Linked DNA regions of Homo sapiens: region 2 is linked to region 1. A link is a contact called in ENCODE Hi-C or POLR2A ChIA-PET data. All regions are on one chromosome and are shown on one strand. Each heading gives the region's core, a stretch centred on a gene start or an enhancer-like site at or near the end of the contact. The rest is flanking DNA. Distances are from core to core; before and after follow the strand shown.

Region 1 (5,513 bases), core at 1,589-4,088:
GCTTTGCTCTTTTATTTGCTTACACAAATTTTAGGTGCTTAACAACATCAGAAACTCCCTTCTGAAGACAGTTTTCTGTGTGCAGCTTAAGGACAGGTTGATGGAAAGAAAAATCAGAGTTATCAGATTCTCCTTTAATATTAGCTGATTAATAAAGACATTGTTTAGAAGAGTAAGTTTTAGATAATAGTAATATGTGGTTGTTTTAAAAAGCCACAGTTCATTTGTATTCTGTTGTCAGTTACAATGCCTTCTATTTCAGGAACAACTGACTTCTGATCTGTTCGCGGATTCAGTAAGACCCTTGTTGAGAATGTCATGGGTGTCAAGCCCTGCACTAGACACTAGATACGGTCATGAAAAGATGCAGAGTGCACAGTGCCCGCTCTCTGAGAAACTATGCTTCTCTCGTTGCATTTTGTGCAGACCTGGATTTTCTCTTTGCCCCTCCAGACCCCTACTGACCCTGCTGTGTGGCCTGGAAGACTAACTTCTTCCCCCTTCATCTTTTAGATTTCTGCTTTTCACAAGGTTTGGTCTGCAGCAGGAACTGGGGAGATGGAAAAGGTGGAGAGAGGTTGGGGGTTTCTTGCCTGCTCCTTCCCTAAGAGAAATCTGTTTCTCTTCTAGAGTCTCAGATCCTGCAAGCAGCCCCTCTTCACAGCCAGATCTCTGAGTTCTCATATTTGTCCCCTGCCTGCCACTTCCCAACAGGCTGACGGGTGATAAAGGCCTCCCTTGTTGCTGATTCCTGGGGCTTTACCATAGCTTGTCAGTCTCCTCAATCCTGTGCTGGTTTCTCTAGATAGTCTGTCAATTTAAGTCCGTTCAGTGACCCCTTTGAGTGCGTCATCTCTTTCCAGCTGGGATGCTGACTGATAGAAGCATTGTAATCCCTCCAAAGTTACTGCTTTGCAGATGGTCTATAAATTCTGATGAAAAAAGAAATTCAAACCAAAGACAAAAAACTGAAGCAATGAAATACACTTGGGAGAAAGTAAAACTATAATGACATGCATGCTGACTGTACCCCAAGGAGAAAACAGGCCAGCACTGCCAGTACAGTTGACCCCTAAACAATGTGGGGTTTGGAGACCAACACCCCCACGCAGTGGAAAATCCATGTATGACTGCCCCAAAACTTAACTACTAATAGCCTACTGTTGACCAGAAGCCTTACCAATTAACATATATTTTGTATGTTATATGTATTATATATGGTATTCTTACAATAAAGTAAGCCAGAGAAAAGAAAATATTATTAAGAAAATCAAAAGGAAGAGAAAATATATTTATTATTTATTAAGTGGAAGTGGATCATCATAAAGGTCTTCCTTTTCTTCGCCTTGATGTTGAGTAGGCTGAGGAGGAGGAGGAAGAAGAGGGATTGGTCTTGATGTCTCAGGGGTGGCAGAAGCAGAAGAGGTGATGGAGGTGGAAGGGGAGGCAGGAGAGGCCAGTGCAGTCTGTGTAATTCGTATAGAAAAAAATCTGTGTGTAAGTGGACCTATGCAGTTCAAACCCCTGTTGTTCAAAGATCAGCTGTATAGCGTATTCCCATTCCGCCTACCAGAGTCCATCCCAAAAGAACTTCTTGTGTATGAATTATCAATGCATCATGTACTTGTGTAACCATGCAAACAGCATCCACTGCTAAACTACACAGTACACATTTCTATACATATATTTTATATAAACATATACTCTATATACATTTCACATAATTAAGAGTTAGAAGAATTGATTAGGTTTAGTAAAGAGGAAAGGCACCACCCAGGGCAAATGACTGCTGCATTTGGTCAGAGATTTCTCAGAGGACCAAACACACTTCGAGCTGTCGAAAGAGATATAAAGAATAAAGAAGGATGTTATGGGAAGAAGCTTTTGTTTCTGTGTAAGGAAAAACTTTATAACAGTGTGAGGTCCCAAAATAATTTTGTGGATTAACTATATGTTGTTTGCTCATAAGAATCACTTGACTTTGGCTTTTGGTTATATAACCTATTTGGTTCTTTAAAGAAAATTTTATGAGCTTAATTATGTGGCAAAAACAGCTTAAAAAAAAAGATTTTCTGGGCAATCCCTAATAGCCCTCTTAATATAAGGCATGCCCGTTTTAGCCCCCTCATCTGCTGAAGGCTGGATTTAAAGGAGCCTTTTCTTTCTATCTCTCTCTCTCTCTTTTTTTTTTTTTTGAAACACTATCTTGCTTAGTCAACCAGGCTGGAGTGCAGTGGCACCATCATAGTTCAGTGCAGCCTTGACTTCTCGGGCTCAAGTGATCCTCCCACCTCAGTCTCCAGAGTAGCTGCCACTACAGGAGCCACCATGACCTGCTAATTTTTTGATTTTTTTGTAGAGACAGTATCCTGCTGTGTTGCCTAGGCTGGTCTCTAACTCCTGAGCTCATGATCTTCCTGCCTTAGCCTCCCAAAGTGCTGGGATTACAGATGTGAGCCACTACACCCAGCCTTATAGAGCCTTAATGGAAAATGACATCTTGCCAGAAAAATGTAGGCATTAGTAGTCTTTTGCAACTGATAAGTGTGTCCTATTAAACAAAAACATAGTTCATAATGTATTAATATATAAGTAAATCTGCCAGAACACCGGCTCATAGTGCTATGTAAGTGCCTACTAGTATTTTTATTGTTGTTGTTACTTTGCTTTGACAACATCTCATCACATTACAGTTTTAGTTCCAGTGGGTCCTGTGTCACTCTTCCAGAGTGCAAGGTGCTCCGCCTGGGGCCTCTTCACTTTCAGGGACAGTTTGTCTCAACTCTCACCACCCCCACCCCATGGGAAGTCACACCTGGTCTCTACTTCTACAGAGAGGAGCAGAGTCTTCAGGGCGTGGCTGGCCCAGCTTCCTGGTTTCTGCCCCTCAGTGAGGCCTTGTTTCCTCTCCTGCAGCGCCCAGCTTGGGTTCCACCTCGAAGGCTACAGCAAGGCACCGACAGCCACAAGCGGTCACACGCAGACCTTCTACAGAACCTCACTCCAAGACAGGAGATAGAGATGAGGCTGGGGGAAAATTACCATTAGTCTCCAAAGTAAAAGGAAAGTGGGACTTTCTGTCTGCCAATTATGGTAGATCATTCACGTGACCCAACAGCCAGTTACAAATACTGTCACCAGTAACCTTAAACTAGAACGGACCATTAACACTACTCATTAGTTGTTTAAACTTTATGTAATAATTAAGTTGAATGCTTCTAATTTTGCAGTTTTTATTTTCTCAAAATATTTTCAAGTCTTTGTAAGATTCTCCTTGCTTATCACCTTCACATAGTATGAGGCTTATTTTTATTTTTGGTTCACATCAAAATGCAACTAATATTAATTTGTTATTGCAGTTATAATTTTTATATACACAACTTATTGCAGTGGGAAAGACCTGAGAGATTCCTAAATAGAAGGAAACTCAGAAGTCATTTTCCCAAAAAAATTGTAGAAACATTGCCTTTTCAAAGATATTAATTTATATTTTTATCAGTTTAAAAAGCAAATTACGGGTGGTTCATGCCTGTAATCTTAGCATTTTGGGAGGCTGAGGCAGGAGGATCAGTTGAGCCCAGGAGTTCAAGTCCAGCCTGGGGAACATAGCAAGACCCTGTTTCTATAAAAAATTAAAAAAAAAAAAAAACTATCTGGGCATGGTGGCACACACCTGTAGTCCCAGCTATTTTGGGAGACTGAGGCAGAAGGATCACTTGAGTCCAGGAGGTCAAGGCTGCAGTGAGCCATGCACTCTAGCCTGGGCAACAGAGTGAGACTCTGTTTCTAAAAAAAAGAAAAAGAATTGCAAAATGCCATCTAACTGATCACTTTCGAGCTGCTGACTTTAACAAAGAAACTTGTCCCTTGTTTAAGTCTGATGAAAAAGTTAATCCATCAGCAAAAAACCCTTCAGGAGTAAAAATATAATATCAATTTATTTGGGTTCAATTCAACCAATATTTGTTTATCATTTATTATGTACCAGGTACATTTCAAGGCACTGTAAATTTGGAGATGACTAAGGTGGCCCTGACCTCAGAAGCTCACAATTTCTCCCTGTGACAGGAAGCTAGACGAGGCACTCTAGTACAATGCTTGGATCTGCACTGGAACCTGGGGCATGGGGCCCTGAGAGAGTGCCACAGAGGCTGTTGGCTTCTTCTGAAGGGAGCTTGGGCTTATTCGGTCCCATGTCTGTCCCCTGTGAGAGACTAGATACTGCTTGAGGACGAGGGCCAAGTCTTTACTGCTCTTTATTCCTGCTGAAAGTTCAGGGATCAATTTATCTTTTTTATATAAAAGAAAGAGAAAAAGGGGGAGAGAGAGAGAAGGAGAAAGAGAAGAAGGATAAGGAGGAGAAGGAGAAAAGGAAGGAAGGAAGATGTTTTGGGCTGAATTGTGCACCCTCAAAATTCATACATTGAAGTCCTAACCACCAGTACCTCAGAGTATGACTCTATTTGGAAACAGGATTTTTAAAGAGGTAATTAAGGTAAAATGAGGTCATATGGGTAGCTCCTGATCTAGTAGGACTGGTAAGAAGGGGAGATTAGGACACAGACACACATGGAGGGAAGACCATGTAAGGACACAGGAGAAGGTGACCATCTGCAAACCAAGGAGGGAGGTCTCAGAAAAAAACCAAACCTGCCAACGCCTTGATCTCACACTTCTAGCCTCGAGGACTGTGAGGAATACATTTTTGTTGTTTAAGCCACCAAGTCAGTGGTGTTTATTATGGCAGCCCTGTCAAACTAATACAGAAAGAAGGAACATAAGAGGTCTTTCTTGAGTCAAACATTAAAGAATGAATGTGATTTTTTCTAAATTGAAAAAGGAAGAAGGAATGATTAATTTTGCCTGGAATAGGACAAGTCAGTAAAGATTTCATAGAGGAGATGACATTTGAGCCGGATCTTGAAGAGGTGCCAGAACTTGCCACTTGGAGAAGGAGACAAGAGGTTAAGGCAGAACAGGAAGAGTAACTCTATTACAAAGAATCGCAAGTACGTGGAAAACAGATCTAACAGGGATATCTGACGTGTGGAATTGAGGTGAAAGACTCATGGGAAATAAGACTGGACAGATAGATGAGGAAGGACCAGACTATGGAAGACCAGTGGTAGAACAAGAAGGTAGTTTACATAGAAAAAAGAACTGATCTGGTCTTCAGTTTAGAAACAGATACCTGGAGGAGAAGAGAAGGGTGAAGAGAGAGCAGGAGATTAGTCAGGATCTGTCACCGTGGTGTAGACAGAAGGGGAGGAGGCTCTGAGCTCGAGAGAGGGGGGCATGGGAATGAAAAGGTGAGTGCCAATGTCACATTGTGGGTGGAATCTCTAGAAATGATTGACCACAGCAGAAGCTGTGCTCAACAATCACACTAAGATTTTAAGCCAGGAAAGGGAAGATAACTGCACCAGGGGCAGAAATACAAAGTCAGGAGGAGGCACTGGCTATGATTGAGGGGAGATGATTTTATTTTAGATTTGAAGTGTGATAAAACTAAT
Region 2 (4,905 bases), core at 1,008-3,507, 85 kb after region 1:
CTTCCCAGACACTCACCTCTTCCAGTATTATTCACCAGCCTGGTACAAGCAGCCTGCTGGTCACTCAGAGTAGATGCCTCATGCCCCCCCCCCCCCAGCCAACTGGGCACAGTGTCCTGTTGAATCTCCATCCACAGCCTCTGTCTGTTAAGCATCTCTCTAAACCCACGGCTCTGCCTTCAGCTGGGGCCCTCAGCAACCTCCACCACATGACTGCAGCCAGCTTCTCACTGAGGACCCCGACTATGCCACACCTCTTTGCTGGCAACCTACAGCTGCTTCCACACCCTCTTGCCAGAAACCTACAGCTGCTTTCATGGCCAATCCCACCATACCACATCCCTGAGCAATAATATTCTAGAGGTCCCTACTGCCTATAAACACCACTCAAACTTCTTAGAACGGCATAGGAACCTCTCCAGTTTCTGGCTGCACAACCATTTTTTGGTTTGTTTTCTATTTGTGAGACTATTTTGCTCAAATGTGTTTACAAGTGATTTAAAAAAAAAAAGAGAAACGCCATTGAAGGAAGTTTATAAACATAATGGGAAAATGCAAAGGTGATAAACATGTTCCTCTCCAGGTAGGCACTGCAGCTAATGAGCACCACTCCAGGGGTGTGGAGGCCTGAGGTGGGAATCACAGTGATCTTGCTCAAGGCTGGTCTCAGCAAGGCCCTCCAGGAGAAGAGCTTGCCTGGAGCATAAGCTCTTCTCTTTCCTGCTACAAAGGTGCAGGTTCAAAGGGCTCTTTTGTTTGAACAATTAGGTGAGCAGGAAGGCAATTAACAGGCCACTCAAAGTAAGTGAAAGGCAAAGGAACTGAAGCTGCAGTCCTATTAAAGAATAACAGATAACAGGTGAAGATTAGCAGGGGCAAGTTCCTATTAATAACACCACCTATTAATAGCAGCAGTCTCTGACCGAGTGTATTGTCCCCAGGTTCTGTGCTAAACATGCAAAAAGCATTGTCTCATTTAATCATCACCACAGGCCAAGCAGGTGGGACATGCGCTCGGAATTGCTGTGGGTGTGAAATCACTCACCCTGCTCTCACACTGGAGCTTGGGGCTCAGCCATTCTAGTGCCAGTGTGTGTCCCATGATTTCAGACTGCCTTTCTGCAAAAGCTGAGAAGACAGCTTCAGTCCGTACGGTGATAAAGCGTATGTGGAGAAGAGAATCTTTTTTCTAATTTGCAAGGTTGCTCCCAGCATACAGAGCTGGGACTTTCCACTCTTATACAAATCAGCCCATCCTTCTCATCTGCTTTTCAAAATTGTACCTCCTGGGCTCTCCCAGGAATAAGAAACCAGCTTTTTATGGAGTCATGCAATTCTTCAAGACTTTTTCCTCAGCAATACAAAGACCAGGCAGCCAAAGCTTGGAAATGACCAAGTCACTGTTTGTATGAACTCAGTTACATTTTTAAATACTTTAATTGATGCATAGCGATTGTATATATTCATGGAGTACATAGTGAGGTTTCCATACCTATAATGTATAGTGATCAGATCAGGGTAATTAGCATATCCATAATCTCAAACATTTACTTCTTTGTTTTGGAAACATTCAATATCCTAGCTATTCGAGACTATAGAATATATTACTGTTAACTACAGTCACTCTACATTGGCATAGAACTCTAGAACTTATTCCTCTCATCTAGTTGTAATTTTGTATCTTTTAACAAATCTCTCCCTATCTCTCTCAGTTACATTTTTAAGGCAAACCCTTCATTCTGAGTATGTGTCTGAGAATGGCAGTAGAGTAGTTCTCTTTTCCTCTGTTATGTTTAGATTCTTGAGGTGTGCATTTACTTTAGAATGCATGACAACTCTTAGTCACTGCAAAGATAATAAGTTGTAGTCATGTAGCAGGACGAGCTGCAGACAAAACTCCTCAGACACTGGGTTAAAGAAGGAAGGAGCTTTATTTGGTCTGGAGCTTCGGCAGACTTGCATCTCAAAAGCCGAGCTGCCCGAGTGAGCAATTCCTGTCCAAGGGCTTACAACTCTAAGAGGGTCTGCATGAGAGGGCTGTGATCAATTGAGCAAGCAGGGGGTACGTGACTGGGGGCTGCATGCACCGGTAATTAGAATGGAACAGAACAGGACAGGGGTTTTCACAGTGCTTTTCTATACAATGCCTGGAATCTATAGATAACACAAGTAGTTAGGTCAGAGGTTGATTTTTAACTACCAGGGTGTGTGCCAGGCTATCTGTCTGTGGATTTCATTTCTGCCTTTTAGCTTTTACTTCTTCTTTCTTTGGAGAAACGCCCAGAAACTGGGCGTAAGACACTATGAGGAGTGGTCTCCTCCCTTAGTCATACCTACATTCTTACTTTAATAAAACTGCACTTTCATGGGAAAAGCATTTTTTTTCTGGTTTTCATATTAACTGGCTTGGGCTGAAGTTATGCTTAGGAAAGCTTGGACAGTCGGTTGTTGCAACCAGACCCAAGGAGGCCTTGTCTGCCTGGGCTGCATGAATGAGGAACTGGGGACAGGTATTGAGACTGGAGAGGTGGGAATCAGATATTCCAAAGCCTAACCTCCTTAGTGAAGCCTACAGATCGCCTGTTCCTACAGGCTTCATAGCCAGAATGCCTTTCTTGGCAGATCAATTGTCCTTCTTTGGAATCATTTTAAAAGCTCTCCGGCTACTTCATCCTCTCCAGTTATCACTGGATCTTTTAAAGGACTCTGAAATGCACACTGAGTAGCAGTCAGCCTCATTTCACTTACAAAAATGGGTTCCTGAGATTTTGCTGTTTATGGATATTTTGTAAATAGAATCCGTTTAAAGGCACTAGAGGAAATTTCTATTTAAATGAATCCTCCTGGGAATCCCTTTGCATTGAAAATGTGAATTGATCTGTTCCATAACATGGATCTGTCAGATTTTCTCAGGGTGGCCTTGCAGTGCGGCACCCCAGGGAAGAATTACAGTAGAGTAATGGAGCGACTCCAGGCTGGCGGCCTCTGCTTGTGTTCCCGCCATCTGTAGCAAAGGATGCCTCAACCTGGGCAGCAGGATTGGGATGTGAAACATAAAATGTGCTGTGACATCAAATATACAATTCTGACAGCCTCCTACTCATTTAAAAGATTTCTTGTTAGGTTTTTAAGTCCTTTGGGAGGATCCTTCTATCCTCTTACACAAGGAATGCTACTCTTGATGCAATTAATCTGAAAGAGGATTTAAAGACAATTTCTATGCCAGGGCTTCCGCTGTGTGAAGCCAACATTAGGTTCAAGTGTGCGATAACATTCGACATGGCTTACATGGTAAGTGTATGTTTCCAAGAGGGACTATTAAACTGAAGTGGATTAAAGACAGCTCAATTTTTTATAACCATTTCCTCACTTGAGTATTTTTATACTTCCCTGCCTTCACCAGAAGGAAGCCACAAATCTCCTCAACAGTTGTTAAGCCATTGTGAACAAATTCTCAAGCTGCATTTTTATATCATCCCCCTCCCCAGGTTCAAATCTGACAACTGGGGATGCTGCTGTGGACTCGGGTATTAGCCAGGGCTCAGTCACGTGTGAGTGAGAGATGAGCTCCTCCAGGAGGGGAAAGCGGGAGCAGGCCTTGCTGCTCCCCAAGCCCCACACCCCTAACCCCTATACCCCACACAGAACAACACACACAACAGGCGCATACATCCCAACACACACAGACACACACACCCCACCACACTCACACCCCCCAACACACACAGCAACACACACCCACCACACCACACACAGACATGCACACTCACAGGTACACACTCCCAACACACACACACTGATGAGACAGCCAGGTGGGAAGGGCTCCCTGGCAGGCCCTCTGACTGGCCTGTGCACTGGTAGGAGTGCACGCTGGGGTGGAGCATGGGGAAGTTCACGTCTTTGAGGGGGAGGAGCCTGGCCCCTCCTTTTCCTGGGTGGAAACTGGGATTCAATCTGCGGGGTGGGAAGCACACTAGCAGGGACTCTGGCTTTGCCCAGGGCCCCGTTTCCCTTTTGCCCAATACATTCCACTTTTTCTCACCCTTCAAAGTGTCTGCAAGCCTAATCTCTCATGGCCGTGTGACAAGAACCCAGCTCTTAGCTGAACTAAGGAAAAAGTCCTACAACACTGACACATACACCAACACAAACACACCCAGCACACAGACCAACACACACACACACACACACACACACACAGGCATCCCTGCCACACATACACTCACCCCGAAGCAAACGCACACACCCCACACATGCCTCCCATCACACACTCATACACACCCTCCCCAAGCACTGTCAGAAGGCCCACCCAGGATACCTGGAGCATTCCCTTGGCTGGGGGCCATGAGTTGAGATGGACTAAGTGCAAGTCCCCATCCTGAGAGTGCAAGCCAACCCTGAGAGGTCATTTGCAGAGTCAAGAATGACTCCAGTTGGGTTTCGTGGTGCATGTGTGTAATCTCAGCATTTCAAGAGGCTGAGGTGGGAGGACAGCTTGAGGCCAGGAGTTTGAGACCAGCCTGGTCAACATAGTGAGACCCTGTCTTTAACACTTTTTTTTTTTTTTTTTTTTTAGTTTTAATATTCTGGTGACCTGGAAGCTTAATTACTAAATATCTTTTTCTTTTGTCAATTGCATTGTCATTACAATGTGTCAAAATAATAAATTATATAGTTCAAACTTTGACAGATTTAAATAAAAGACAAAATTAAAATTTAATTCAAAATATTTTCCTTAAGGAAAGATTCAATCTTCTAAAAAATCATTAGTAAAGGTATTTATGAATGATCCTATGTTAGAATGAGACACATTTCAGCATTAGTTAGGTAAAGAGTACCAAACACCAGCCATACAAAGGGATGGAAACGAGTGAAAGGAGTTGCAAATTCCCTTCAATTCTTTCA

Evidence for each region. Hi-C counts contacts between places; a loop is a spot of excess contacts on that map. ChIA-PET counts read pairs that join two places held with the same protein, here RNA polymerase II (POLR2A). Pooled maps may share reads with other maps.
Region 2: a pooled map shows a loop between it and region 1 (2.8-fold over the local background). The contact joins two enhancer-like sites. A Hi-C loop is called at or near these places in 1 of 168 maps with a recorded cell type or tissue (naive thymus-derived CD4-positive, alpha-beta T cell), 8 of 37 single-sample maps with no recorded cell type and 4 of 50 pooled maps. POLR2A ChIA-PET finds 5 or more read pairs at or near these places in 4 of 52 experiments (Caco-2, MCF 10A, Panc1 and 1 more).

The regions. Positions count from the first base shown.
Region 1 is chr1:228,762,898-228,768,410 of GRCh38, forward strand. No RefSeq gene overlaps it. Among named protein-coding and RNA genes, the nearest start is that of RHOU, 30 kb to the left of the region's middle. Within about 2 kb of position 2,839, at least 4 of the 41 ENCODE cell types and tissues checked have a DNase peak (open chromatin) inside an H3K27ac peak, as active enhancers do.
Region 2 is chr1:228,848,419-228,853,323 of GRCh38, forward strand. No RefSeq gene overlaps it. Among named protein-coding and RNA genes, the nearest start is that of RHOU, 120 kb to the left of the region's middle. RefSeq lists an enhancer at 488-1,302. Within about 2 kb of position 2,258, at least 2 of the 41 ENCODE cell types and tissues checked have a DNase peak (open chromatin) inside an H3K27ac peak, as active enhancers do.